2 separate regions of the Homo sapiens genome follow, and region 2 is linked to region 1. A link is an interaction called in ENCODE POLR2A ChIA-PET data of the cell type or tissue named here. Cell type or tissue: OCI-LY7. All regions are shown on one strand. Each heading gives the region's core, and the rest is flanking DNA. Links, peaks and the distances in the headings are about the cores only. Region 1 has its middle 12 kb from the start of PRDM10. Region 2 overlaps LOC107984432 (a long non-coding RNA gene).

Evidence for each region. Peaks named below come from ENCODE experiments on the same cell type or tissue, not always from the same donor. Only the 100,000 strongest peaks of a DNase experiment are listed, where the experiment ranks them.
Region 2: POLR2A ChIA-PET joins it to region 1 with 8 read pairs; 33 of 35 experiments call an interaction of 5 or more read pairs at or near these places.

The regions. Positions count from the first base shown.
Region 1 is chr11:130,006,789-130,022,049 of GRCh38, forward strand. No RefSeq gene overlaps it. Among named protein-coding and RNA genes, the nearest start is that of PRDM10, 12 kb to the left of the region's middle. RefSeq lists a cis regulatory region at 103-449 and an enhancer at 12,649-12,698. In OCI-LY7, for the core only: no CTCF peak of the experiment used is centred there; DNase peaks (open chromatin) are centred at 6,733 and 7,723; H3K4me3 peaks cover 556 bases; H3K27ac peaks cover 2,216 bases.
Region 2 is chr11:130,052,721-130,067,981 of GRCh38, forward strand. It overlaps LOC107984432 (a long non-coding RNA gene), which reads right to left. Exons shown (of 2, transcript XR_001748444.2): 2 at 15,158-15,261. Among named protein-coding and RNA genes, the nearest start is that of APLP2, 9.5 kb to the right of the region's middle. In OCI-LY7, for the core only: no CTCF peak of the experiment used is centred there; no DNase peak of the experiment used is centred there.

The DNA of each region.
Region 1 (15,261 bases), core at 5,095-9,094:
GCTCATGGGAGCTGCTGAATTTAGAGGTGGATGATAGGAAGGCAGCCATCCAAAAGGCTGAGAAGGAAATAACACAGGAGGAGAACCTGGAGAGGATGGTGTCTGAGAAGCCAAGGGAAGACAGTGTTTCAAGAAGGATGTAGTGGCCAGCTGCAGCAAATATTGCTAAAAGCTGATGATAATGACAGTTAACCTGTGGATCTGGAAAGACAGAGGTGGAAATTGCTGGTAACTTTGACAATAGTAGCTTCAAGGGAGAGCTAGGAAGTTTACTGGGAGTCACCTGAAGAAAGCATAGGAGGTGAAGAGTCACATCTGTTGCCAACATATGGCAGATAAGATAGGCCAACGAAAACAACTAATGTGCTGCAGTGAGCTATGATCACACCACTGCACTGAAGCCCAGATGACAAAGCGAGACCCCGTCTCAAAAAGAAAAAAAAAAGTATGTCATGAAAAGCAAAGAAAGCCTGAAAAACTGTTCCAGATTAAAGGAGAATAAAAAGACAGAACTAGGCCAGGCATGGTGGCTCATGCCTGTAATCCCAGCACTTTGGGAGGCCAAGGCAGATGGATCACCTGAGGTCAGGAGTTCGAGACCAGCCTGGCCAAGATGTCTCTACTAAAAATACCAAAAAATTAGCCAGGTGTGGTGGTGTGCACCTGTAGTCCCAGCTACTTAGGAGGCCAAGGCAGGAGAATCACTTGAACCTGGGAAGCAGAGGTTGCAGTGAGCCAAGGTCGCGCCACTGCACTCCAGCCTCGGTGACAGAGTGAGACTCCCTCTCAAAAAAAAAAAAAAAAAAAATAGGGCCTTTGCAGATATAATTAATTAAGATGAGCTTATACTGGATAAAGTAGGCCCTAAAAACCTATAACTAGTGTTCTTTTAAGACGAGAAAACAAAGACATAGATCCACAGGGGAGGGAATAGGAAGGCTAAAAACAGCAACAGAGAGTGACGTGTCCACCAGCCAAGGAATGCTGAAGGTTGCTGGCAACCTCCAGAAGCTGGAAGGAGATAGGAAGGGTTCTTTCCTAGAGGCTTCAGAGGGAACAGGGCGGGCACCTTGATTTCAGACCTCTAGCCTCCAGAGCCAAGAGAGAATACATCTCTAAGGTTTTAAGCTACCTGTTTGTGATACTTTGTTATGACAACCATGGGAAACTAATTTAACATTATTAAGTAAGAAATTATGTGGTACAAGATTGTTTGGGGTTGTCGGGGAGAAGGAGAGAGTGAGGAATTATCTGAATGTGGATAGCTGGGATGATGAGTATTTATAAGATAGCAACAGTTTTGGGTGTTTTTGTTTTTAAGATTTGAATGAAAAACTAGCTGGGGCCAGGTGGCACAGTGACTCACACCTGTTAATCCCAGCACTTTGGGAGGCCGAAGTGGATCACTTGAGTGAGGAGTTTGAGAGCAGCCTGGGCAATATGGTGAAACCCTGTCTCTATTTAAAAAGAAAAAAAGAAAGAAAGAAAAGAAAAGAAAGAGAGAGAGAGAAAAAAGTAGCCTGGCGTGGTGGCGCATGCCTGTAGTACTAGATACTTGTGAGGCTGAGGTGGGAGGATCATCTGAGCCCAGAAGGTTTGAGATTGCAGTGAGCCATGATTGTGCCACTGCACTTTAGCCTGGATAACAGAGTGAGACCTCATTTCAAAAAAAAAAAAAGAAAAGAAAAAAAGAAGAAGAAGAAGGAGAAGGAGAAGAAAGGGAGAAAGAGAGAAAGAAGGAAGGAAGGAAAGAAAAAGAAAGGGAGAGAAAGAAAGAGAAAGAGAAAAAAGGAAAACCATACAGGGAGGAAATCATATAACAATGATAAATGTGGAAAAGCTGCTATTAAAATGTCAAGTCTCATTAGACACCAAAGAAGACATGCTGGAGAGACTGTCCTTCCTATGCACATAAGGAAGGTGGGAAAGCCTTCAGTCGCAAATCACATCTCACAGAGAATGAGAAAAATTCATCCAGGAAAGAAAGCCCGGAATGGAATCAATGTGGAAGTGTCTTAGCTAGAAGAAATACTTCATTAAAGATCAGAACATTCACACTGTAAATAATGAGAACTCTATGAATGTAAGAAATGTGGAACATCTTCAGCCAAAAGGAAAACTTCATTATTCATCAATAATCCATATAAAAAAGAAATCTTATGAATGTAGTAGGTATGAAAAAGCTTTTATTCGGAAGTCAAACTTTATACCAGAGAGGTCATACTGGAGATAAACCCTACGCAAGTAGGGAAGGTGAGAAAGCACTCAGTGGCAAATCAAATTCCACTGGGCATGAGAAAATCCAGATTTGAGGCCAGGCGCGGTGGCTCACGCCTGTAATCCCTGCACTTTGAGAGGCCAAAGTGGGTGGATCACTTGAGCACAGGAGTTCAAGACCAGCCTGGGCAACATGGCGAAACCCCGTCTCTACTAAAAATAAAATATATAAAAACTGAGGTCTCTACTAAAAATAAAATATAAAAACGATCACCTGAGCCTGGGGAGGCGGAGACTGCAGTGAGCCGTAATCACGCCACTGCACTCCAGCCTGGGTGACAGAGTGACACCCTGTCAAAAAATAAAAAGAGAAGAAAAGAAAATTCAGATCTGAGGGGTGCCCTGTAAAGATAATGAAAGTGCAACGATCTTCGGGCAGAAGCTATTCATCATTAAATATTACAATATTCATGACGAGGGCGACACCCTATACTAAGGGTGCAGAAGTTTTCTCTGTAATCATACTGCTTATTGTACATGTAAGAACCCGTAAGTATGAATGTAAAATGTGTGGTAAAGTCTTCTGTCCATTCTTAGCCAATGCTCTACATAAGAGAACCAATACCAACGAAAAAAACTAATGAAATATCTCAAACAGAAGTCATGCCATATTTGACACCAAAGAATTCATACTCATTAAAACCTTATGAATACCTTGGATTTAGGAAAGGCTTTAGCAGGAATTCATATTTCATAGCACATCAGATAATTAAATTTTAGAGTAAAATTCAATTAATATGAGAAAGCCTTAAGCAGAAACCCAAATTTTATGATATTAGAGATTTTTAATAAGGAGATATTTCATCAGTATAATAGAAATTGGGTCCAAAGGCCAGGCGTGGTGGATCACGTCTATAATCCCAACAATTTGGGAGGCAAAGGCAGGCATATCACTTCAGGTCAAGAGTTCAAGATCAGCCTGGCCAACATGGGGAAACCCCATCTCTACTTAAAATACAAATATTAGCCAGGCCTGGTGGCACACACCTGTAATACCAGCTACTCAGGAGGCTGAGGCACAAGAATCACTTAAGCCTGGGAGGTGGGGTTGCAGTGAACAGAGATCGTACCACTACACTCCAGTCTGGGCAACACAGCGAGACCCTGACTCAAAAGAGAAGAACAGGAAGAGAAAGGGGAAGAGGGGGAGGGGGAGGGGGAGAGGGAGAGGGAAAGGGAGAGGAAGAAAGAGAAGGAGAAGGAAAAGGAAGAACTGGGTCCAAAAAGCCATCACAACAAATATAATTAGTGCTAACTTTGTTTTGTTTTGTTTTTTTGAGACGGAGTCTCGCTCGGTTGCCCAGGCTGGAGTGCATTGGCATGATCTCGGCTCACTGCAAGCTCCGCCTCCTGGGTTCACGCCATTCTCCTGCCTCAGCCTCCCAAGTAGCTGGGACTACAGGCGCCCACCACCACGCCTGGCTAACTTTTTTGTATGTTTAGTAGAGATGGGGTTTCACCGTGTTAGCCAGGATGGTCTCGATCTCCTGACCTCGTGATCTGCCTGCCTCGGCCTCCCAAAGTGCGGGGATTACTGGTGTGAGCCACCACGCCCAGCCAATTACTGCTAAACTTTTAAAAGCATTCCAATTGAATGTCAGGAACAAGTGATGGATGCTGTTACCCTACTTCTAATTAACACGGCCCTGAGAGGTTAACCAATGCAAATAAGACAGAGAAAAAGAACACAAGGATTAGGAAAGAAGAAACAAACTTGTAGGTTTCTGAGGATATGATCTGCTAACATATATTATAAAGCTATGATCATTAAAAAAAAAAATTGGTTGGGCGCAGTGGCTCACGCCTGTAATCCCAACACTTGTAATCCCAACACTGCCGAGGAAGGCAGATCATCTGAAGTCAGGAGTTCGAGACCAGCCTGACCAACATGGAGAAACCCGGTCTCTACTAAAAATACAAAGATTACCTGGGCGTGATGGCAGGCGCCTGTAATCCCAGCTACTCGGGAGGCTGAGGCAGGAGAATCGCTTGAACCCAGGAGGCAGAGGTTGCAGTGAGACGAGATCGTGCCATTGCACTCCAGCCTGGGGGACAAGAGCAAGATTTTGTCTCAAAAAAAAAAAATAATTTAAAGCCAAAGTGGAACTCCTGGGAGATGAACCTGCATCAAAGCTGGCTTTCATCAAGGGATTCTGCAGAACACTAACACCTTGAGTTTCTATTTTAAGGATATACAGGGTATAGGTAGGAGACAGTGATAGAGTCTTGGGCCCACTCAAAATATAAAGCCTAAGAGAAGATAATTTCATCAAGTTGAATGATATAATAAGTGTAAGGGTGAATAAAAAGTAAACTGGCCTTAAAGAGAGATCCATCAGAGAAACTTGCTTCTCTCAACCAAGGGCAAAATAAAAACATTTTCAGACAAATGAGAGTTAAAAGAATTGACTACCAAAATATTTTACACTAGAATTAGTACTAAATGAGGCAAAACAAATACAATCACAGGCGGAAGATTTAAAATGCAAGGAGGAATTGTGATTTCATTTTATTATAGAGTAAGTTCTGAGGATGGGTAGTGGTGATGACTGCACAATAATGTAAATAACTAATACCACTGAGTGAGACCTTTAAAATGGTTAAAATACTAAATTTAATGTTGTGTATGTTTTACCAAAATTAACACAATAATTTTTTTTTTTTTTTTTTTTTTTTGCGAGATGGAGTCTCACTGTCTCTCCTAGCCTGGAGTGCAGGGGCGAGATCTCAGCTCACTGCAACCTCTGCCTCCCGGGCTCAAGTGATCCTCCTGCCTCAGCCTCCCAAGTAGCTGGGATTACAGGCACATGCCACCAGGCCAGGCTAATTTTTGTATTTTTTGTAGAGATGGGGTTTCACCATGTTGGCCAGGCTGGTCTCAAACTCCTGACCTCAGGTGGATCTCCCTGCTTCAGCCTCCCAAAGTGCTGGGATTACAGGCATGACCCTACCACGCCCGGCCTAAATTCTTTTTTTTTGAGACAGAGTCTTGTTCTGTTGCCCATGCTGGGGTGCAGTGACATGATCTCGGCTTACTGCAACCTCCGCCTCCTGGGTTCAAGCGATTCTCCTGCCTCAGCCTCCTTAGTAGCTGGGATTACATTACAGGTGCGTGTCACCACATCCGGCTAATTTTTGCATTTTTAGTAGAGATGGGGTTTCATCATGTTGGTCAAGCTGGTCTTGAACTCCTGAGCTCGTGATCTGCCTGCCTCAGCCTCCCAAAGTGCTGGGATTACAGGTGTGAGCCACCGTGCCCAGCCCCAGCCTAAATTCTTTTAAAGATTATTATTATTTTAGGGTGGGTGCAGTGGCTCACGCCAGTAATCCCAACACTTTAGGAGGCGGAGGTGGGAGGATCACTTGAGGCCAGGAGTTTAAGACCAGCCTGGCCAACATGGCGAAACCCCATCTCTGCTACAAATACAAAAAAAATTAGCCAGGTGTGGTGGTGCACACCTGTAGTCCCAGCTGCTTGGGAGGTTGAGGCATGAGAATCACTTCAACCCAGGAGGTGGAGGTTGCAGTGAGCCGAAATCACGCCACTGCACTCCAGCCTGGGTGACAGAATGAGACTCTGTCTTAAAAAAAATTAAAATTAAAAAGGAATTGTAAGGCAGAACATTAGAAAATATGTAGGTAATTCTAAACCAATACTGAATATATAAAACAATAATGTCTACCTGCAGCATTAATGACACGATAAAACTAAGATACTAGACAGAATAGCACACACTTACAGAGGGGGCTGATCAGGGGTAAAGTATTAAAAGTCTTGAAGTATTTGAGAGAAGGGTAAATACTTCATTTTCTATTTTATTAATAATACATGTTTAATTGGGAGACTGGCAAGCAAATAAACAGGCACAACTTCTAATACAGTACAGTAAAAATAGAATTAAAGAGAAAAATTTAAAATGTCAATCCAAAAAAGGCAAGACACGGAAGAGAAAAAAATGTGGAGCAAAAGAACAGCATGTAATTGTAGAAATATCCAGGTGTGGTGGCTCACACTTGTAGTCCCAGCTCCTCCGGAGTCTGAGGCAGAAAGATCACTTGAACCCAGGAGTTCCAGGCCACAGTATCCTGTGATCATACCTGTAAATAGCCACTGTACTCCAGCCTGAGCAACACAGTGAGATCCTGTCTCTAGAACAATTTTTAATATTTAAAAAATTAAACTAAAAGATATATTAGAGGCCAGGCATGGTGGCTCATGCCTGTAATCCTAACACTTTGGGAGGCCAAGGCGGGCAGGTCATTTGAGGTCAGGAGTCCAAGACCAGCCTGGGCAACATGGTGAAACCTCGTCTCTACAAAAAATGCAACAATTAACTGTGCGTGGTGGCACATGCCTGTAGTCCCAGCTACTTAGGAGGCTGAGGTGGGAGAATCACCTGAGCCCAGGAGGTGGAGGATGCAATGAGCCGAAATCGCGCTACTGCACTCTGGTCTGGGTGACAGAAGTGAAACCGGTCTAAAAATAATAATAGAGGCCAGGTGCAGTGGCTCATGCCTGTAATCCCAGCACTTTGGGAGGCCGAGGCAGGTGGATCTCTTGAGGTCAGGAGTTCGAGACCAGCCTGGCCAACATAGTGAAACCCCATCTCTACTAAAATACAAAATAGCCAGGCATGGTGGCATGCACCTGTAATCCCAGCTACTCGGGAGGCTGAGGCAGGAGAATCACTTAAACCCAGGTGGCGGAGGTTGCAGTGAGCCAAAATGGTGCCACTGCACTCCAGCTTGGGTGACAGAGTCTGTCTCAAAAATAATAATAATAATAATAATAATAATAAATCCAGATCATAATACATGTAAAGCAACTAAACAATACAACAAAAAGAAAAAGATAGTCACAAATAATGTATATACAAACACACACACACCTACAAGCTATTTTCAAAAAGACACCTAAAAAATAAAGACACAGGGCACATGTTTTCAGAACCTCCTGGGCAGGTGTCATGGGTAAAAAAAACTTTAAAAAATAAAAATAAAGGAAAAAAAAAAAGACACAGCAAGGGCTGAAAGTCAAAATATAGAAAAAGACACCAGGCAAACACTAACTGAAGGAAAGCTAGAATTACTGTCAGACAAAATAGATCTTAAGACACAAAGCACTGCCAGAGATAAATCGGGCCACTACAGAAAGATAAAAAAGTTTTTAATTCATGAGAAAACATATACACTGTTTTGTACTATTTTTATATAAATTCAGAAACATTTTGGTAAAGAACTTCTGCTTTCAGCCAAGATGGAAAAATGGGACTGTATTTATTCTCTCACCTAAAACAACTAAGAAAAAAAAATCAGACAAAGTATTTAAAATTACAGTGTTTAAGAAAGTGAACATAAGGGAACAAAGGATAGAAACCAAAGAGAGGAGGCCTGCGCCACAGCTAACTAGAGCTCCAGCTAACTAGAGCTGCAGTACGTACTCTTTGCTCTCTGCAGTAAGCTCTAGAAACTCTCGTAAGCTTCCTGCAGAAAATGACACACTGCAGTGCAGGGTGAAAAACCCTGGAGGAGCTTGGCAGTTTCTCTGAATTGAGGAGACATGACTGGGCTTCCAGGGAGACTCAAGTTTGCAGGGCACAGTGTCAGAAGAAAGCTACACAGAGAGAAAGAGAGCTCTGGAGATGTACAGAAGGCCCCCTTGAATATTCAGCAGAGTAGTGATCAAACTACATATAGGGGAACAAAAGTAAGAACCACACCAGGCTTCTCACTGGAAAAAAACAAATAAACAGACCCCTCACCAAAGGAGATATATGCGTGGTGAATAATCACATGAAAAGATGCTGTACATCATCAGTCATTAGGGAAATACAAATTAAAACCACATGCAGGCTGAGCACGGTGGCTCACAGCTGTAATCCCAGCACTTTGGGAGGCCAAAGTGGGTGGATCACGAGGTCAGGAGTTCAAGACCAGCCTGGCCAACATGGCAAAACCTGTCTCTACTAAAAATACAAAATTAGCCAGGCATGGTGGCGGACACCTATAATCCCAGCTACTCAGAAGGCTGAGGCAAGATAATAGCTTGAACCCATGAGGCGGAGGTTGCAGTGAGTTGAGATTGTGCCACTGCACTCCAGCCTGGGCAACAGACTGAGACTTGTCTCACGAAAAAAAAAAAAAAAAACCCACATGCAATATCACTAATAGGTGTGTACCTATTATTAATAGAATGTCCAAAAATAAAAAGACTGACCACATCAAGAAATAACAAAATGTGGAGCAACTGGAACTGTCATAACTGTTAGTGGGAATATAAATGGTATGAGCAATTTGGGAAAAGCTTGGCAGTTTCCTAAAACATTAAACATATACCTATCATATGCCTTGGTCCTTCTACTCCTAGGTATTTACCAAAGAGAAAATGAAAGCATATGTCCATATAAAAATTTGTATATGAGGCTCATGCTTGCTATCCCAATTTTGGAGGCTGAGGCAGGTGGATTCCTTGAGCCCAGGGGTTCAAGACCAGCCTAGGGAACATGGTAAAACCTCATCTCTACAAAGAAATACAAAATTAGCTGGGCATAGCTGTATGCATATGTAGTCCCAGCTACTCAGGAGGCTGAGTTGGGAGGATTGCTTGAGCCCAGGAGGTTGAGGCTGCAATGAGTCATGATTGCACCACTGCACTCCAGCCTAGATGACAGAATAAGACCCTATCTTACAAAAAAAAAAAGCCTTGTATATGAATGTTTATATTTGGTAATAGCCAAAAACTAGATTGTTCATTAACATTTGAACGGGTAAGTATATAGTGATGATATGGTTTGGTTCTATCCCCACCTGAATCTCATCTTGAATTACCACGTGTTGTGGGAGGGACCTGGTGGGAGGTAACTGGATCATGGAGGCAGGTCTTTCCCATGGTGTTCTTGCAATGGTGAGTGGGTCTCACAAGATCTGATGGTATTATAAGGGGGAGTTTCCCTGCACAAGCTCTCTCTCTCTCTCTCCGTCTCTGCACGCTGCCATCCATGTAAGACATGACTTGCTCCTCCTTGCCTTCTGCCATGATTGTGAGGCTTCCCCAGCCACATGGAACTGTTAAGTCCAATTAAACCTCTTTCTTTTGTAAATTGCCCAGTCTCAGGTATGTCTTTATCAGCAGCATGAAAATGGACCAATAGAAGTGGTATATCCATACAATCTAGTACTATTCAGCAATAAAAAGAACTGAACTAGTTATATGTGCAACAACATGATCTCAAAATAATTATCCTAAGTAAAATAAACCAGACTCCCCAAAAGAGTATTTACTGCATGATTCCATTTACATTAAATCCTAGAAAATGCAGACTAATCTGCAGTGATAGGAAGCAGATCAGGGATTGCCTGGGGAGTGAAGAGAGGTTGGCAGGGGAGGGATTGCAAAAGTTCCAAAGGCAACATTTTGAAATTATATGTCAATTATAACTCAATAGTGCTATTAAAATTGCTTTGGAATTTCTGAAAATTATAATAATCAAAGAACATTTTTAAGTTGGCTAAGAATTTGAAAAGGAGAATTTACTTCTCCCTTTGTTTAAAATATGATTAAGATTTATTATGGTCTCTTGGGTTTTTTTAGGTGAATATATAATTTAAAAAAGACTAAAGACAAATACAACAATAAAGCAATAAACATCAAGGCCAGGCATGGTGGCTCACGCCTGTAATCCCAGCACTTTGGGAGGCCAAGGTGGGCAGATCACAAGGTCAGGAGATTGAGAGCATCCTGGCTAACACGGCAAAACCCCACCTCTACTAAAAATACAAAAAATCAGCCGGGCACAGTGGCAGGCACCTGTAGTCCCAGCTACATGGGAGGCTGAGGCAGGAGAATGGCGTGAACCCAGGAGGCAGAGCTTGCAGTGAGCCGAGGTCCCACCACTGCACTCCAACCTTGGTGACAGAGCGAGACTCCATCTCAAAAAAAAATAAAATAAATAAATATACATCTTGTAAGACAATCTAAGATGCTACCTGTACCATCTCTTCTAGGGACAATGGTGACCTTCTTTACCCAAGTTTTGAAGCCGAGAAACTGTAATTGTAAAAACAAACAAACAAAAACTATAATGAAGACAATAGGCATATTTACATACAGCTAAACAAAAACTTTAGCTATACATACCATAAATAAATTCAATAAACAGTACATTAAAATTTTTGCGATAGAACAAAGAGTAATTTCGTTTTGTTTATTTATTTTTTAATTGAGACAAGGTCTCATTCTGCTGTTCAGGCTGGGATGCAGTAGCACAGTCACAGTTCACTGTAGCCTTGACCCCCCAGGCTCAAGCAATCCTCCCATCTCAGCCTCCCAAGTAACTGAGACTACAGGTGCACGCTGCCATGCTTGGCTAATTTTATTATCTTTTATTTTGTAGAGTTTTGCCATATTGCCCAGGCTGTTCTCAAACTCCTGGGCTCAAGTGATCCACCTGTCGTGTCCTCCCAATTGCTGAGATTACAGGCATGAGCCACTGAGCCAGGCCTATTTTTTGTAGAGAGAGGATTTTGCTATGTTGCCCAGGCTGGTCTTGAACTCCTGGGCTCAAGTAATACACCAGTCTTGGCCTCCCAAAATACTGAGATTACAAGCATGAGCCACTGAGCAAGACCAGAGAACAAAGAGGAATTTCTTACAAATTTATAAGAAAAGGCAAACAACCCAATGATAAAATAGACACAGAATATCAAGAAAATTTTAGGGAAAACAAATCCAAATGCCAGAAGCTGTATTAAAAATGCTCAAACTACATATCAGGAATTATGGAAATTAAAGTAACTATTATTATAAATATCACTTTATGTTCATCAGACAGAAAAAGGGTAAAAAGAACAGTAGCACCTATGATTTTGTATTTTCATACAATATTAGTGGTGTTATGAATTGTTCCAGCTTTTTAGGAAGGGAGGTAGTAACATCAATTAAAATTAAATATGTATAAAGGTATACAGTCCACCCTCTGTGTCTGTAGGTTCCCCATCCATGGATTCAACCAAGCAAAGATTTGAAGTATTTGGAAAAAAGCAATTAAAAATAATAATACTACAATTAAAAATAATACAAATAAGAATCAAGTATATAGTGGTGATATGGTTTGGTTGTGTCCCCACCCAAGGCCGGGTGCAGTGGCTCACACCTGTAATCTCAGTCCTTTGGGAGGCCGGGGCTGGCAGATCACCTGAGGTCAGGAGTTTGAGACCAGCCTGGCCAACATGGTGAAACCCCATCTCTACTAAAAATACAAAAATTAGCTGGGCGTAATGGTGCACGCCTGTAATCCCAACTACTCGGGAGGTTGAGGCAAGAGAATTGCTTGAACCCAGGAGGCAGAGGTTGCAATGAGCGGAGATAGTTCCACTGCACTTCAGTCTGGGTGACAGAGCAAGACTCTGTCTCAAAAAAAAAAAAAAAAAGAATCAATACAGTATAACAACCATTTACATAGCATTTACATTGTATTGTTGTTGAGGCTGATGGTCTGAGGCTACTATCCACAGGTGGAATTTCTTCTTCCCGGAAATCTCAGTTCTTCCCTTCCCTTCTGAGGCCCACCCAGATTATCTAAGATATACTCCTTTACTAAAAGTCTTTGATTATAGATTTTCATCACAACAACACCTAGATTAGTCGTCGATGGAATAACCAGTTGACACAAAAAATTGACCATCACTTTTATGTGGTATTGTAATATGTAATCTAGAAAGGATTTAAAGGATATGGCAGGATGTGTGTAGGTTATACGCAAATACTATGCCATTTTATATAAGGGACTTGTGCATCTGTGGATTTTGGTACCCACAGGTGTCCTGGAACCCATCCTCAAGGATACCAAGGGATGACTATGACTATATACATATTATAAGAGATGTTTGTATAATTGTTTAACTCAAAAGTTCTCCATTCTGGGATTCTATCTTGAGGAAAGAAAATAACCAATATAAGGCATTTAATTCAGCGTTTTCCATAATGGCATGAAACTGGAAACAGTCAAAAATTAATGGCATATCTACACCAGAAAATAGTATGCAGCAATTAAAGTGGATGAACAGTAGCTATGTCAGTGGATTTAGAATAATTTCCAACATATATTGCTGAATGAAAAAGGCAAAATGAGAAAAAGTCTGTTACATCAGTCAGGGCTCAATTAAGAAAACAGAAACAGCAGGAGACATCATAAGGGATTTGTTGAAGGAAATTCAATTACACAATTGATCGATTAATCATCGGGTCTAGCTAGGCAAGTCTGAATCCATAGAGCAGGCCACAAGGAAGGGCAGGTGGCACTCTCTGGCATGGGCTGAGGCTGCTACCCGCAGGTGGAATTTCTTCTTCCCAGAAACCTCAGTTCTACTCTTTTTTTTTTTTTTTTTTTTTTTTGAGACGGAATCTCTCGCTCTGTCGCCCAGGCTGGAGTGCAGTGGCGCGATCTCGGCTCACTGCAAGCTCCGCCTCCCAGGTTCACAGCATTCTCCTGCCTCAGCTGGGCTACAGGCAACCGCCACCACGCCTGGCTAATTTTTGTATTTTTAGTAGAGACGGGGTTTCAACGTGTTAGCCAGTATGGTCTTGATCTCCTGACCTGGTGATCCGCCCACCTCGGCCTCCCAAAGTGCCGGGATTACAGGCGTGAGCCACCACGCCCGGCAAACTCAGTTCAACTCTTAACGCCTTTCAACTGATTGGATGAGGCCCAACCAGATTATCTAAGATATTCTCCTTTACTAAAAGTCATTGATTATGGACTTTAATCACAGCAACAGCTAGATTAGTAACTGAGGGAATAATCAAGTTGACACATGAAGTTGACCATCACATGTGTGATATTTCATTTTGTAAAACAAATAATGAAAAAAAAATCTCTGTGTGTGTGTGTGTGTGTGTGTATGCAAATATATAAACATCTGTGAATATACAGTTACCTGGGTATGTGGATTAGGGTGAAGTAGGCAGAGGGGCAGGAGAAGAGGAGCGTGCAAAGCAAAACGAGAAGAAAAAGACCACAATATGAAAAACATAAAATTCAAGATATATAACATGATTGCATTTATGGATTTATATAAAATATTAAATTCATGTGCATATACATATACAGACAATTTTAAAACTAAAATACATACTTTTTAAAAAATGCATACATTTTAGCAAGCAAGATGCAAAAAACTTATTTGATTAAAGAGTGCTTATTCCTTATTAATTTTACAAAATATCCTAGTCAAAGAGAAGTAGAAATGTTCTCAAATACCTATTTTCAAAGATAAACAATATACGTATTAGTTTCCTAGGAACAAACTACCATAAACTGGAAGATTGAAACAACAGACATTCATTCTCTCCCAGCTCTGAAATCTAGAAGGCTGAAATAAGCTATCGGCAAGGCTGTATTCCCTCAGAAGTCTCTGGGAAGGAATTCTTTCTTGCCTCTTCCTAAATTCCTGTGTTCGCCAGCAATCCTTGGAATTCCTTGACTTGCAGTTTCATCACTTCACTTTCTGCTTCTGCCTTCTTCACCTGCCCGTCTTGCCTGAACTGTATTCATTTCCAGATCTCCCTCTCCCTACAAGGACAACAATCATTGTATATAGGGTCCACCCTTATCAAGTATAAACTCATCTTAACTTATTACATCTACAAAGGCCCTATTCCTGAAGAAGGTTGCGTTCACAGGTATGAGGAGGGGGAGGGGGATTAGACCTTGAATATCTTTTTAGGGGGATAAAATTCAACCCTCTACAATATCCTACTTATGATAATCAACTGAAGCATTCCTATAAAAAAATAGATGATAAAAAGAAAAATAGAGCCAAGCATGGTGGCTCACATCTGTAATCTCAGCACTGTGGTAGGCTGAGGCGGGAGGATCACTTGAGTACAGGAGTTCGAGACCAACCTGGGCAACATAGCGAGGGTAACAAACCTCGTCTCTATTTGTTGTTGTTGTTTTTTTTGAAGGAGGTGACAGCTAGGCGCGGTGGCTCACGCCTGTAATCCCAGCACTTTGGGAGGCCGAGGAGGGCAGATCACGAGGTCAGGAGATTGAGACCATCCTGGCTAACACGGGGAAACCCCGTCTCTACTAAAAATACAAACAAATTAGCCGGGCGCAGTGGTGGGCACCTGTAGTCCCAGCTACTCAGGAAGCTGAGGCAGGAGAATGGCATGAACCCGGGAGGCGGAGCTTGCAGTGAGCAGAGATGGTGCCAGTGCACTCCAGCCTGGGCCACAGAGCGAGACTCTGTCTCAAAAAAAAAAAAAAAAAAAAAAGAGGTGACAACGATGCCCCATATATTATTTAACACTGCCTTGAGGCTGAACACAATGGCTCATGCCTGTAATCCCAACACTTTGGGAGGCTAAGGTAGGAAGATTGATTGAGACCCAAGCATTCAAGACCAGCCTGGGCAATGTAGCTGAGAGGTGACAGCGTGCTGGCAGTCCTCAGAGCCCTCGCTCACTCTCGGGGCCTCCTCTGCCTGGGCTCCCACTTTGGCGGCACTTGAGGAGCCCTTCAGCCCGCCGCTGCACTCTGGGAGCCCCTTTCTGGGCTGGCCAAGGCCGGAGCCCGCTCCCTCAGCTTGCGGGGAGGTGTGGAGGGAGAGGCGCAGGCGGGAACCCAGGCTGCGTGCGGCGCTTGCGGGCCAGCGCGAGTTCCGGGTGGGCGTGGGCTGGGCGGACCCCGCGCTCGGAGCAGCCGGCCGGCCCTACCAGCCCTGGGCAGTGAGGGGCTTAGCGCCCGGGCCGGCAGCTGCTGTGCTCAATTTCTCGCCGGGCCTTAGCTGCCTTCCCGCGGGGCAGGGCTGGGGACCTGCAGCCCGCCATGCCTGAGACTCCCCCCACTCCGTGGGCTCCCGTGCGGCCCGAGCTTCCCCGACGAGAGCCGCCCCCTGCTCCACGCGCCCAGTCCCATCGATCACCGAAGGGCTGAGGAGTGAGGGCGCAGGGTGCACAGCCCCGGTGCGGGATCCACTGGG
Region 2 (15,261 bases), core at 10,573-14,572, 51 kb after region 1:
TTACTTCCTAGCCTCTGAATGTTTTGGTTGAATTTTCGGGACAGTTCCCAAGTTGTGCACATCTTTCTTTAATTAGAGAAACCAAATTTGTACACAATACTCTGCCCAGTGCTAAATACAGAATAATCCGCCCAGTGCTAAATACAGCAGGATTGCTTTTCTATCTTTTTGTTCTTACACATCAGATCTGCCAGAATTGTAAACCCTTTTTAAAAATGGCCTAATGACTGTTGCAAAAAATAAGTTTATTAAAAATAATGATCTAACATTGCTGAATATTAAACATCTGAGCACCATGATTTCCAGTTACTTTACTGCTATTTCATTTTAGACTTTTTTTCTCTTTAATATGTGTGTTCTTTGTTTTGGTTCCCATCTTAATGAATGCAATGCATCTTAGTCCATTTTCTGTAGCTATAGTAGAATACTACAGACTGGGTACTTTATTTTTTAAAAAATAAGCTTATTTGGCTTCTGATTCTGGAGGCTGGGAAGTCCTAGAGCATGGTGCCAGCACTGGGCAAAGGGCTTTCCATGACAGAAGGCAAGAGAGCAAGCAGGCGTGTGAGACACAGAGAAAAAGGGGACTGAACTCGTCCTTTGTCAGGAAGCAACTCCTGAGATACTAACCCACTCCCCAAGAACAGCATTAATCCATTCATAAGGGCTTGGCCAAATCACCTCTTAAAGACCTCACCTTCCAATACTGGTATACTGGTAATGAGTTTTGGAGGGGACATTCAAACCATATCAGAAGGGTTTGATTAAGACCAGGGCTGCCCAATATGCAACAATGAAAGCAATTATGAATAGGGAGTAGAATGGCAAAATATATATATTTTTTCCCCAAGACAGAGTGTAGACCAGGCTAGAGTGCAGTAGTGTGATCGCAGCTTCTGTCTCCTGGGTTCAGGTGATTCTCCTGCCTCAGCCTCCTGAGTAGATGGGATTACAGGTGTGCACCACCACACCCAGCTAATTTTTTCATATTTTTGTTGGAAATGGGGTTTCGCCATGTTGGCCAGGCTGGTCTGTAACTCCTGGCCTCAAATGATCTGCCTGCCTCAGCCTCCCAAAGTGCTGGGATTACAGGTGTGAGCCACCATGTCTGGCCAAAATATTCTTTTAACTGTCAAGTGTGTATGGTGGCAAAACGTTCTGAGTTCAAATATTTCATCTCATTATCAGATCATATGTCTCAATTTTAGCTTTGGAAAATATAGTCACCATACAAATACAGAGTATTTTTGGCCCTGGAGTTTGGTAACTAGCCTGTCAGCATTGAAGGGTCAGCAATTCTCAATTGCTTGAGAATTCCCAGTATAATTTACTGTTGATTAATGCTCAATGATTCAAAGTGACTTAGTAGCAGAAAGAAATTACTACTAACTGTAGGATTTTGAGGTATTTACTGAGCATATACAAGCCAATTACACTGGGTTTGTTTTTGATAAGAGGTGAAGCATAAATAATAAAAAGCCGCAAACAGCTTCCAAAGTTCATTTTAATTACTGAAATTGTATGACCACAATTTTCTCTAGGTCTTAGCTGTCCTTTCTTTTCTTTCTTCACTTCCAAACCCCTTTCGCTGGAATTGCCCAAGCAGGGGTAAAAGGGACTTTAAAAAAATATGTCCTTGGGGCCGGGCGCGGTGGCTCACGCCTGTAATCCCAGCACTTTGGGAGGCCGAGGTGGGTGGATCATGAGGTCAGGAGTTCGAGACCAGCCTGACCAACATGGTGAAACCCCATCTCTACTAAAGATACAAAAATTAGCTGGGCATGATGGTGTGCGCCTGTATTCCCAGCTACTCAGGAGGCTGAGGCAGGAGAATCACTTGAACCCGGGAGGCAGAGGTCGCAGTGAACCGAGATGGCGCCACTGCACTCCAGCCTGGGCAACAGAATGAGACTCCATCTCAATAAATAAGTAAATAAATAAATAAAATATGTCCTTGTATTTCCTCAAGGGAATGGTAAAAAAGGAGGGTGAGCCATTTGAGAAACCAAGGCAGAGATCTTGGATAACACATAAAGTAGATGAATGGTGGAGAGCTGATTTTTTGTTTTGTTTTGTTTTCATCAGACACTGAATTTAAATTAGAATTGACACATAACATAGCGAGTATAGAAAACAACAGAAATCACAACTGAACCCGCCCATCAAAATTTATAAAGAACTAAGCAAATTGTCATATAGATAAAGAATCAGATGGCGACCCATCCTTTACTTGTTCTTGAGGGCAGCAATCCTTGGGTCTGCAAGCCCTGCACATTTTGTCACTGTAAATTCAACCTCATACGTCCTGAAAGCTTCAATCTTAATTTATCTAGGGCAGCAGCCAAGAGCAAGATTAAAAACAACTACTGCAAGAATAACTTCTCCTTGCAAGGATGGGTTATTGCTCCATACATCAGTCTTTATGACTTGAAACTGTTACAATCTTTTTATTTGGTGATGTTAGCTTGATCTTGTGATATTCAAGTATCACTTATCCTCACCTAATATGTCACTTCTTGACACATGTGCTGTATAGTTTATCTTTGCTGTTCTCTGTGCACTTCAGTGTAAATAATTTCTGTTAGCTCTGAAAGGTTGCACATAGAGTGAAATCTCAGTGATTCGAGGAATAGGCATGCATTTTTGAATTGGTGCTTGTATTAAATATTCAATTGTGTCTGCCTCTCATAGTCTGTTTAGGAGCAATATCTTACTCTTTAGTTTCATTCCTAAATACTTTTTAGTATGCATCTCAAAGGGAAAAAAAGAATATTTTATCATATAATTACATCTAACATCATTGTTAGATGATTCTCAAGATGAATGTAAATTCCATAATATTTTACCATGACCATGTAATTTAGTGTGAGACTACCAGCAAGTACAGGTGACAATGACTCTGGTTTTCTGAAAAGATCTGAAGCAAATCTGGCCATTCCAAAATTAGCAGTATCTGAAGGCGTGATGGTGGTGTTAGTCACCACGTAGTGATCAGCGCCTTGCCTCATCTGCAGCTCATCTCAAAAAGGAGTGAAATACCACTTGCTACACTGGATCTGGAAACAACTCAAGTCATCGGCAGCCTCCATCATGTAAATGTAACAAGGGACTTAAAAGCTGATGTTGGGATGAATGTTTCTGGACTGCTGGATGCAGAACTCTTTTTATCTCAAAATAGTACAGACATCATCAAAAGTCCCTGTAGGGCAGGCATCCAGGAGCCGCTTTGAATGCTGCTGACTGTGCTTTTAAGGAGTTGTGCCAGAAATGTGATCATGAACAACTTCTCATAAGAAGTCGGGATAGAGAGAGCCACATGAAAGGGTCTCCAGAATGTGGATACCAAGTCACTCTTTGAAAGTAAAGCTACTGAGAATTTGCATATACTTTTAAAATTTTTTATTTTTATTTTATTTTAATTATTTTGAGACAGGGTCTTGCTCTGTTGCCCAGGCTGGAGTGCAGTGGTGCAATCATAGCTCACTACAGCCTTGACCTCCGGGACTCAAGTGATCCTCCCACCTCAGCCTCCCATGTAGCTGGAACCACAGGCATGCACCATTACACCCAGCTAATTCTTTTTTTAATTTTTTGTAGAGATGTGGCCCAGGCTGGTCTTAAACTCCTGGGCTCAAGCAGTCCTCCAGCCTCGGCTTCCCAAAATGCTGGGATTACAGACGTGAGCCACCATGACTGGCCTACCGTATACTTTTTTCAAGTAATCATCTGCAGAAGTAGTGGTGAAAATGGGGGAAACAGTCATTTCCAACAAATGGACGTAAAATATGTGGTAATGTTTAAGCAGCATGTGTCTAGTCTAGTACGTTAGACAGCCAGTTCTGAAAGGAGGAAGACCTGGGTTCAAATGCTGTTATTTCCACCTAGTTGCTACGTAATGTGAAACAAATTATTTAGTCTCATTAAGCCTCAGAGAGGCCAGGAGTTTGAGACCAGCCTTGCCAACATGGCGAAAACCCATCTCTTTTTTTTTTTTTTTTTTTTGAGACAAAGTCTCACGTTGTCTCCCAGGCTGGAGCATTATTCCATAATGCCCAGCCAGAAGCATTATTCTTAAGAGCCAAAAAGTGGAAACAACTCAAATGTCCATCAGCTGCTGAACAGACAAATTAAGTGTGGTCTAGGCTGGGCACAGTGACTCATGCCAGTAATCCTAGCACTTTGGGAGGCTGAGGTGGGAAGATTGTTTGAGGCCAAGAGTTTGAGACCAGCGTGGGCATAGCTGGGTTTAGTGGCGCATGCCTGTAGTCCCAGCTACTTGGTAGTCGGAGGCAGGAGGGTCGTTTGAGCTCAGGAGATTGCAATGAGCTATGATGGCGCCACTGCACTCCAGCCTAGGTGACAGAGCAAGACCCCATCTTAGAGAAAAAGAGAGAAATGTGGTCTAGCCATATGTTAACAAAAGGAATACTATTAATATTTGTCGATAAAAAGGAATAAAATAGTGATACATTGTACAACGTGGTTAAATCTTGAAAACATTACGCTTAGTGAAATAAGCTAGTCACAAAGACCGCATACTTCTTGATTCTGTTTATATGAAATGTCTGGAAAAGGCAAATCTGTAGATACAGAGAGTAAGATCTGTGGTTGCCTAAGGCTCGGGGAGGGAGCGTTGGAGGGAAATGGGGAATGGTTCCTAATGGGCACAATACTTCTTTTGGTGTGAAGAAAATGTTCTCAAATTTATTGTGGTGATGGTTGCATAAGTCTGTGAATACACTAAAAACCATTGAATTGTACACCTTAAATGGGTGAATCATATGGTGTGTATGTATCAATAAAGTATAGTATATGTTAATAAAGCTGTTATATGAAAAACAAAACAAAACAAACAACAAACCAGGAATAGACCTTGGGGTCTCCCCAAACCTCTTTTACCTTATGAAGCTTTGCCTGAGAAGTAAGCTGGGCTCACTCTCTGGCATTTCTTTTTCTTTTTTTTTTTTTTTTAAAGATGGGGCCTCACTCTGTCACCAAGACTAGAGTGCAGTGGTGTGATCTGGGCTCACTGCAGCCTCCACCTCCTGGGATCAATGTTTCAGTCTCCCAGGTAGTTAGAACCACAGGTGCACACCACTATGCCTGGCTGATTTTTTTTTTTTTTTTTTTTTTTTTGTAGAATCAGGGTCTCACTATGTTACAGCCTTCCTGGGCTCAAGTGATCCTCCAGCCTCAGCCTCCCAAAGTGCTGGGATTACAGGTGTGAGCCACCACATCTGGCCCTTCTTATATTTCTTAATTAAACGAACACCATCAATAAAAATGAAAAAACAATATGATATATTAGTTTGATCTGCATCTTACCTTCAACTCAAAGATTTTCAAATTTAATTTCAAATTTCAAGGTAATTTAAATCTGACGGGTTTCATAAATGCTACTTAATAAACATATATTCAATAATGCACAGAATAACACAGAGAAGCAAAAAATAAGGATGCTGGGAAGGACATTTAGGAAGCAGGGGGAAAGAGTAACTTGTGGCTAGCCTGGCAGTAAGATCTAAACTAAACTGAGTGTTGGGAACTATAGTCATTAACACTGTCTACTGCCCACTTGACACCCTTTCCCCAACTCCCCCTTCCTATTTGATTTTGTTATCCACCCCTCCCACACTCCTCCCACCCTCAATTCCTTGGGAGGTCCCAGTTGGCTGAAGGCATCCAGCGCATTTTGTTTGCGCCCCGTCTTCTTACCTCCGTTCCCTAGTTACTGACTCAGGGGTGAGTATGTGACCCTGTTCAATCAGAGAATGTCAGGACTCCTGTTGGGAAGGCTGGGCGAGAAGCTGTTTTTTCTTCTGGATAATTTCCTGTGCAGATGTAGGATGAGACCTGCAACTATTGTGAATGATCTGCCATCAGCCTGCAGGTGAAGCTTTCCCAGGAGGAGCAAGAGCATCACAGAGCCGTGAGCTGAGGTCCTGACGGAAACCATGCCTGATCCCTGCCCCTTTAGGCTTTTCCAGTTGTGTGGGTCAATAAACACTATTTTTCTTTCGATCAGGTTGAGTAGACATTTCTATTATTTACAGCCAAAAACATCCTGATGAGACAAGTGCTCCCTATAATTCTCATTAATTCATTCTAAATGAGTTAATATCTGCTAAGGCGCTTAGGACAATGCGTGGCATGTAGTGAGTGCTAATGAGAGTTATAGTTACTGTCATCGATAAAAGTGTTACTGTTACAAAATGAAGACAATAATGACTGCCCTGTCTTTTTTTTTTTTTTTTTCTGAGATGGAGTCTCACTCTGTCATCCAGGCTGGAGTGCAGTGGCGTGATCACAGCTCACTGCAACCTCCACCTCCCTGGTTCAAGCAATTCCCCTGCCTCAGCTGCCCAAGTAGCTAGGATTACAGGTGTACACCACCACGCCTGGCTAATTTTTTTTGTATTTTTAGTAGGGACAGGGTTTCACCATGTTGGCCAGACCTGTCTCGAACTCCTGACCTCAGGCAATCCACCTGCCTCGGCCTCCCAAAATGCTGGGATTACAGGTGTGAGCCACTGCACCCGGCAACAAGGTTTTATTTGTTTATTTATTTATTTATTGTTGTGACAGATTCTTGTCTGTCACCCAGGCATCATCGTGCCACTGCAGCCTTGAACTCCTAGACTCAAGGGATCCTCCCACCTCAGCCTCCCAAATAGCTGAGACTACGAGTGTGCACCACTGTGCCTGGCTGTTATTTTTATTTTTAGTAGAGACGGGTCTTGCTTTGCTGCCCAGGCTAAGTTATTGTTGATAAGATCAAGAAAGACAAAAGAAAAGTGAAAGATTACTCCCTCCGTTATAAACGTAACATATATCCATTATAGGAATATTTTTTAAAGAATAAAACAATCACTTATAATCCTATTATCCAGAAAAAAATATGTTGGTTCATTTTCTTTCAGTCGACTTTAAATGCATAAGAGAAATTTTTCCACATATGCAATTCCTACTATGACTTCTGAAATTTTAACACATCTTATAAGCATTTTTCCATAATTTATTCTCATTTGGATTATTTTCCTAGGATGGATTCCTAGAAATGAAATAAGTGAGTTTTACATGGTTCTTTTAAATATGAAAGGAAATGATGGACACAAAACAAATTTGAAAATTCAAAAGCGTCATACAAATATGAGCTTCTCTTTCCCTAAACTTGCACTGCAACCATAAATAACCAACCAGAACTACCTACTGTCCTGTACCAAGCCCTTATTATATGCTGTATGCTGAGCTAAACATGTAAGCATTTTATCCATTATTCCACTTAGTCTTTCTAAGATGCCTGCTAAAAAGCTGATGATATCCCATAGCTGTCAAGTTAAAGGACAAAATCATTGTCCCTTAGGAATCCTCTTCTCTCTCGTCATTCTTATATGGCATCATGCTACTTCCATGTTAATACCCACACAGATGCCTTTGCCTGGCTGAGCACCTGTTCGCCACAGCCACCTTCTTTGTCCAGGTGGCTCCCACCTTTCCAAACTCAGTTAAAGCATGTTTTCCTTTGAGAAGTTTTCCCTGTTATCCTAACACTTTTAAATGCTGAACTAAGAGCCTTTACTAAATTGAGATTAGGAAGCACAAGCAAAGTATATTGAACATAGTAGGTGCCAAATAAATATTGAATTAATTTTTTTTTAAGAGACAGGGTCTGCTGTGTTGCCCAGGCTGGCCTCAAATCCTCAAATTCCTAAGCTCATGCGATCCTCTCACTCCAGCCTCCTGTGTAGCTGAGGCTACAGGAGTGCTACCACATCTGACTCTTTAATGAATTATTATTACATGAACTTGGTGTAGATATCTCATCAGGAAATGTTGGTTACATTATTAATAAAATACACATTGTCCAGAAAAAGAATGAATTTTCTGGGTAGTTTGTGTTTAGTATGTGAAATATTGTGTTCAGTTTTGGATTCTATACTTTTAGAGGCTGATTGGTAAATTGGAATGTATACAGAGATCTAAGGATGGTAAGAATGGAAACAGTATTACAAGTAAAATGGTTAAAGAAGTGAATCTGTTTATTAAAGAAAAGACTTTGTATGGCCAGGCTTGGTGGCTCACGCCTATAAATCTCAGCACTTTGGGAGGCCGAGGTGGGCAGATCACTTGAGGTCAGGAGTTCAAGACCAACCCGTCCAACATGGCGAAACCCCATCTCTACTAAAAATACAAAAATTAGCCAGGTGTGGTGGCGCGTGGCTATAATCTCAGCTACTCAGGAGGCTGCGGCACAAGAATCACTTGAACCCGGGAGGCAGAGGTTGTAGTGAGCCCAGATCACACCACTGCACTCTAGCCTGGGCAACAGAGCAAGACTCTGTCAAAAAGAAAGAAAGAGAGGAAGGAAGGAAGGAAGGAAGGAAAGAAGGAAGGAAGGAAGGAAGGAAGGAAGGAAGGAAGGAAGGAAGAAGGGGAAGGGGAAGGAAAGGGAAAGGGAAGGGGAAGGGGAAGGAAGGAAAGAAAGGAAAGAAAGAAAAGACTTTGCGGGTGATAGTGGGGGTGTGCAGAATGGGGTATGACAGCCACCTTTAATTATGTGATGAAGATTAGTTCAATAAAAAGACAAAATGTCCAGCCAATGGAGCTGTGAACTTCTCTGTCCTTCTATTGTAGTAAATGACTTCCACACCAGGCAGAAAGATGACACAAATACCTTCAAACTCTGATGTGGGGCATGTCAAGAAAGCAGTTTTACATCAGCTTTTCTGAAAAGCAAGTACCATGTAAAAATCACCAACGATAAGAACTTTTAGTATAAGCAGCTCCCAGCGCTGAGGTTTTTTTCACCATTATTTTGTATTTTCTGCACTGAAGGCAGAAGAAATTATTCAAAGAAGGACCAAACAAGAATACCAAACAACGTAGCATTACTACAGGTAGATGAGAAAATAGCCACAACACAGAGGGAGAACAAACCGACTGAAGTACAGGGAATGAGATGGTTTCTTTCAAATAAGGGTTAAGGGCTGGGCGGTGCGGTGGCTCACACCTGTAATTCCAGCACTTTGGGAGGCTGAGATGGGCAGATTGCCTGAGCTCAGGAGTTTGAGACCAGCTCGGGTAACATGGTGAAACCCCATCTCTACAAAAATATAAAAAATCAGCCAGGCATGATGGCAGGCGCCTGTAATCTCAGCTACTCGGGAGGCTGGGGAAGGAGAACTGCTTGAACCCGGGAGGCTTGCGGCGAGCCGAGATCGCGCCACTGCACTCCAGCCTGGGCAACAAAGAAAAACTCTGTCTCAAAAAACAAAAAACAAATAAGACTTAGGAACAATAATAAATGAAGGAAGCTAACTAGGCAGGGCTATATATGAGGACAGTTCCTGCAGGAGGGATTTGCAGCCAGAGGTGGTTTTTCTGCAGAGCTAATGCAGAGCAAGCTTCCAGGCCACTCTTTTGCCCCAGTTTCTTCCGAGGCTGTGGTAGGACCCCAAGCAATCTCGTACTGTTTCTCTTCAAGAGAGCACCTGACTTATGTAAGTTTTAGGACTTGCAAAACCTGTTTTCAAGCCTGTAAACCAGTTTACCACCAAAACAAAACTTAGTATACGCATAAGGTGTTTAAAGATTTTTTTGTAGCATTTAATTTTAGACATGCCCACATACCCGGATTGTAATCAGTTAAATTAATATTGTCTTTGAAAACAAAACATACTCTAGGACCAGATTCTTTTCCATATCAAGGCCCTGCTTTGGCATCGAATCTGGGGACCCTGTATTGATTTTAAATACTTGATATTTTTGTCTACTTGACTTATTTGATAAAAGCAGACCCTTAGTCTAGATCAGTAGGAGGTAGAAGAAAGGCTTTATAAACGATTTAAATCTTAATTACCTATTAATGTGGTAAACGTGTGTATTATATAAGGTTAAACCTGTTCTGCCTCAAGCAACTGCATTGCTTCCCTCTGAGAAGTGATTCCACCTGCTCAGCATCAGCGGCAAACAGAACACAGAAGCACCCTAAAGAGCTGGGTGTGATGGTACGCGCCTGTAATCCCAGCTACTCAGGAGACTGAAGCGGGAGGATCCCTGAAGTCCAAGGAGTTCGAGGCTGTATTGTGTCATGATCATGCCAGTGATAGCCACAGCACTCCAGCCTGGGCAACATAGTGAGACCTCATCTCTAATAAGTTAAAAAAAAAAAAAAGCGCTGGTGTGGTGGCTTACACCTGTAATCCTAGCACTTTGGGAGGCCGAGGCCAGTGGATCACTTGAGCCCAGGAGTTTGAGACCAGCCTGGGCAACATGGCAAAATCCCTTCTCTACAAAAAATATAAAAATTAGCAGGCTATGGTGGCACATGCCTGTAGTCCCAGCTACCTGGGAGACTGAAGTGGGAAGATCACCTTAGCCTGCTAAAATAGAGGCTGCAGTGAGCCATGATTGTGCCACTGCACTCCAGCCTGGGTAACAGAGTGAGACCCTGTCTCAAAAACAAAACAAAACAAAACAAAACAAAACAAAACAAAACAAAACAAAACAAAAGGGAAGAAAAAAAAAATTCAACCTGAGGCTGATTTTTTTTAAGTGTTCTAAGTAGTAGAGAAAGATGCAACAGCTAAATACATTTTTATAAGGACTCTTCTGTTTATTATTAAGCATGTGACTTTACAGACTATCACACAGCCTGAAAATGTAAGGAAAAGGAATGACAAGCCATTGAAACATTTTTATGCATCCATTGAGGGCTGTATCAGACTAATATTTTCCGATATTTGGTAGGGAGTTGGTTAGCATGATGTGATCAGGAGACCATATATTTCTAAGTCAGTAAAACCAGGATTCAGTTTCCTTCTCTGCTAGTACTGGTTTTGGCTATTGACAAGTTATTTAACCTCTTTGAGCCTCAGTTTTCTCATCTGTAAAATGGGTTTAATACACATTTTACAAATCTCAACTGGGTCTCTTTCATTTTCAATTTTTTCCCTTCCACCACTGCCTCCTTATCAGTGACAAACAGGAACAACAACCAAGTTCTCCACCCATACCCTACAAGAGCTACTCTCCTAGTTTTTGCTCTTTCAACGGGGAACTTCTGGGAAGAGACAAGACTGTACTTGTTAGCTCTCCTTCCTCCAAGCCACTTAAACCTTTACATCCTGCAAATAGCTTTTACTCCCTCAAATAAATGACCAGTGACAAAGTTCAATGATCTCCAAGTTCAGTGGTTCTTTCTTAGTCCTCATCCTATTTGGCCTTTTCTAGTTTTCGACTCTATGCTGTGGTGACAAATACTGTTTGAACAGAACAGTAATATATCCTTCTGGTTTCTTTCTACCTCTCCTGTTGCATTGCCTATTGGCTAGCTCATACATTTAACTAATAGCCTTTTGGAAGGTAACTTCCAAAATTCTAATTCTGGCATTTCACATCTTCACCTTCCTCTCATTCCCATAATCTTCTTGTTTTCCCTATTTCTGCCAATGGCATCATCATCACCATATTCTCCCAGGCCCATGTTCAGAGGTTAAAGTTCTCTTTGTCCCTCCTTCCTTCTCCTTGACTCTATGCCACTGACTCCCCCACCCAGTGACTGGCCAAGACCATAGACTTTACCTTTTACGACCATCTCCTTTCTAATTCCGCTCCATCTCCCTTAGTTCTGCCCACATTTTCTCTTTCCCCAAGATCACAGTGGGCTCCTAGCTGCCTCCTGGACTCCAGGCTCTGCCGCATCCCTCAGGTAGCTCTCACACTCGTTTTTTGCCTAAAAGCCAACTCTAATTATGTTCTTGTCCAAAGGTTTCTATGGCTCCTCAGTATCTTTGCTGTAAATCCACCAACCATCCTGCCTTAATTACGGATTACAAACCCTGGGCTCCAATTAAGTGAAATATGACTGGCATATTCTCTTCCATCATGTTTTTCCAGTGCTATGCCTTTGCTTGCATTGTTCCTTCCATGCTTCTTGTCCTCTCCTGACACTGCATGAACACATCCTGTATAGATTCCCAGGAAACCTCAGATAGCGTCTTCTCTGTGATCCTCTCCTGGTGTCCTCACACAGCTGTAACCAACTTCCTCTGCTCTTCTTAAAAAACTTCCCTTCTCTTAAGCCATTTGTGACTTTCCACCTATTGCTATGGTTATGCGCACCCAGGTTTCAGCTTCTCTGACAGACTGTAAAACTCACTTAGTTCTGTGTTCATTCAGCAAGTATTTTTTGAACACCTATTAAGCACAACCACTATGCTAGATTGTGGAGGTACAGACACGGTTCTTCCCCTCAAGGGACTCGTGGTATAATTAAGGAAACTGAAAAGAAAAGAAATAACTAATGCTTAGTTTACACATAGTATGACAGAGGTGGGTACATACAGAATGTTACGGGGAGCAAAAAGGAGGTGCACCAAACTCAGCTTTGAAGAAGAAAAGGAGGAGCAGAAAACGTCCTTGAGCAGGTGACACTTGAACCAAGTCTTAAATACTGAGTCAGCTGTGGATGAGGGGGAAAGGCAATCTGGGTAGAAGGAAGGAGATATTTAAAGGCTATCAGCTATAGGCCAAGGCATAGAATTGATTCATATTTATTTCCCATACCACAAGGGTTCTAACGCATATATTAAATCAGGGCCATTCCATTATAAAGTATTCACCACTCTGATTTGCAATTAAAACAACAACAACAGAGGCAATGTATTAAGTTGCCAAAAAGTTATGTTATCCAATTTTTTTATTTCTTTTTTTTTTTTTTTTTTTTTTTGAGACAGAGTCTTGCTCTGTCGCCCAGGCTGGAGTGCAGTGGCGCGATCTTGGCTCACTGCAAGCTCCACCTCCCGGGTTCATGCCATTCTCCTGCCTCGGCCTCCCGAGTAGCTGGGACTACAGGCACCTGCCACCACGCCCGGTAAATTTTTTTGTATTTTTTTTTTAGTAGAGACGGGGTTTCACTGTGTTAGCCAGGATGATCTGGATCTCCTGACCTCATGATCTGCCGGTCTTGGCCTCCCAAAGTGCTGGGATTATAGGCGAGAGCCACCGCCCACGGCCTCAATTTTTAAATTTCAAAAGATGACTATCCTGACTTTGTTGTTGTTAAATGTTGTTTCTTTAGTGAGATGGTGGTGATAATACAGTTACGTTTTAATTTAATGCATTATTTGGAAAACAAAACAAAACAAAAACAACTGGGAACTTTGTTATTCCACTTAAGAAGTGTTTTTCACAGTCCATGATATTCAAGAATTAAGTAACCACTATGCCAGAGCAGCAGTTCTCATGAATATTAGTGGGTTAGAATTATCTAGAGAGCTTTAAAAGTGTATACCAATTTCTTTCTTTTTTTTTTTTTTGAGACAGAGTTTTGCTCTGTCGCCCAGGGTGGAGTGCAATGGCGCGATCTCAGCTCACTGCAACCTCTGCCTCCCGGGTTCAAGCAATTCTCCTGCCTCAAGGCGCCCACCACCATGCCCGGCTAATTTTTCTATTTTTAGTAGAGACAGGGTTTCATCATGTTGGCCAGCCTGGTGTCGAACACCTGACCTCAGGTAATCCACCCGCCTCGGCCTCCCAAAGTGCTGGGATTACAGGCATAAGCCGCTGGGCCTGGTGGAAAAATGTATACCAATTTCTTGAGGTCACCCTAGCACTAGAGATTTAGAATTTCTGACATTGGGTTTTAAAATGTGCCTTTTAAAAATAAACTCCTTGCTGGGCATGGTGGCTCATTCCTCTAATCCCTTTTGGGAGGCCAAGGCAATAGGATCATTTGAACTCCGAAGTTTGACATCAGCTTGGGCAACATAGTGTTAAAAAAAAAAAAATTAGCTGGGCGTGGTGGTGTATGTGGCTGGAGAATTGCCTGATCCCAGGAGGTCAAAGCTTCAGTGAGCTGTGATTATGCCGCTGCACTCCAGCTTGGGCGATAGAGTGAGACTGTCTCAAAAATAAAATAAAAATACACTTCGTAGTTGATTTTGAAAAGCATCCTGATTTGGGAGCAATTATCCTAGCCAACTGTACCTAGCCTGAATAGGTATTGGATAAATAAGTATCAAATTAATGTGAGGGTTCTCCTCATGTTAAGTATACATTTAGGAAAATCAACTTTGTTTTTTTTCAACAAGGAAATGCACACATCTTAAGTGTGCATAGAAGAGAGCTGATTTAGGAGAAAGTCTGATTCTTAAGAAGGTAGAAGAAACATGAGGTTATTTTATTTTACTTTATGTTATTTTTATTTTTGTGAGACAAGAGTCTCGCTCTGCTACCCAGGCTGGAGTGCAGTGGCACAATCTCGGTTCACTGCAACCTACGCCTCCTGGGCTCAAGCAATTCTCCTGCCTCAGCCTCCGAAGTAGCTGGGACTACAGGCGCCTGCCACCACGCCCAGCTTTTTTTTTTTTTTTTTTTTTTTTTTTGTATTTTTAGTAGAGACAGGGTTTCATCATGTTGGCCAGGCTGGTCTGGAACTCCTGACTTCAGGTGATCCACCCGCTTCGGTCTCCCAAAGTGCTAGGATTACAGGTGTGAGCCACTGTGCCCAGCCAGGAGGTTATTTTAGGTCCTTTTGCTTTTATGCATAAAAGATAATAAAATGAAAACATACTACTCATAAGCCTTGGTCACTGACATGAGCATATTTGGAATGAAAAATTATTGAGAATTGCAAGACCAGGTATGTTCCTGTCAGTGTCATTTAATAAAAAGACCATAACATTTTAAAGTACAGAATGTTGATGAATGGGGCTATCAACTCTTAGTAACGATCCTTCCATAACTTGAAAATGCAAATAAACTTCTTTCAAGACCTAAGTTTAGACTGAAGGCCCTCTAAATTATGTTCCTGTATTTCCTTGTACTATCCCATGATATTAAAGCTCAGTCTTGAAGATACAGTCTCCAAAGCATGAATATCCACGCCACTGAACTCAGATATCTCACTTGCTTTTCCCTGAGTTCAAGGCCCTGATTTTGTAGGTGAGGTAACAGGCCCCAGAGGGGCTACATGTCCTACCCTAGGCTCAACAACTCAATGAGGATTTAGGTAGTCACTTGATACTTTTCCCACATACTTGCAGATGAACCTGCACTTAGTAATACATCGCTTTACCCTCCTACCCCTTACATTTAAGTCACTTCATGCTTTTCACTATTGTACATTCATTTTAAGTTCAATCACACAAAGCGGTGCAGTGAGACAGGTTTTAATATTCACATTTGACAGAGAAGAAAAGAGAGTCCCAAGCGATGGAGGAACTTGCCGGTGATCATGCGGCTGTGTCAGTCAGCTCC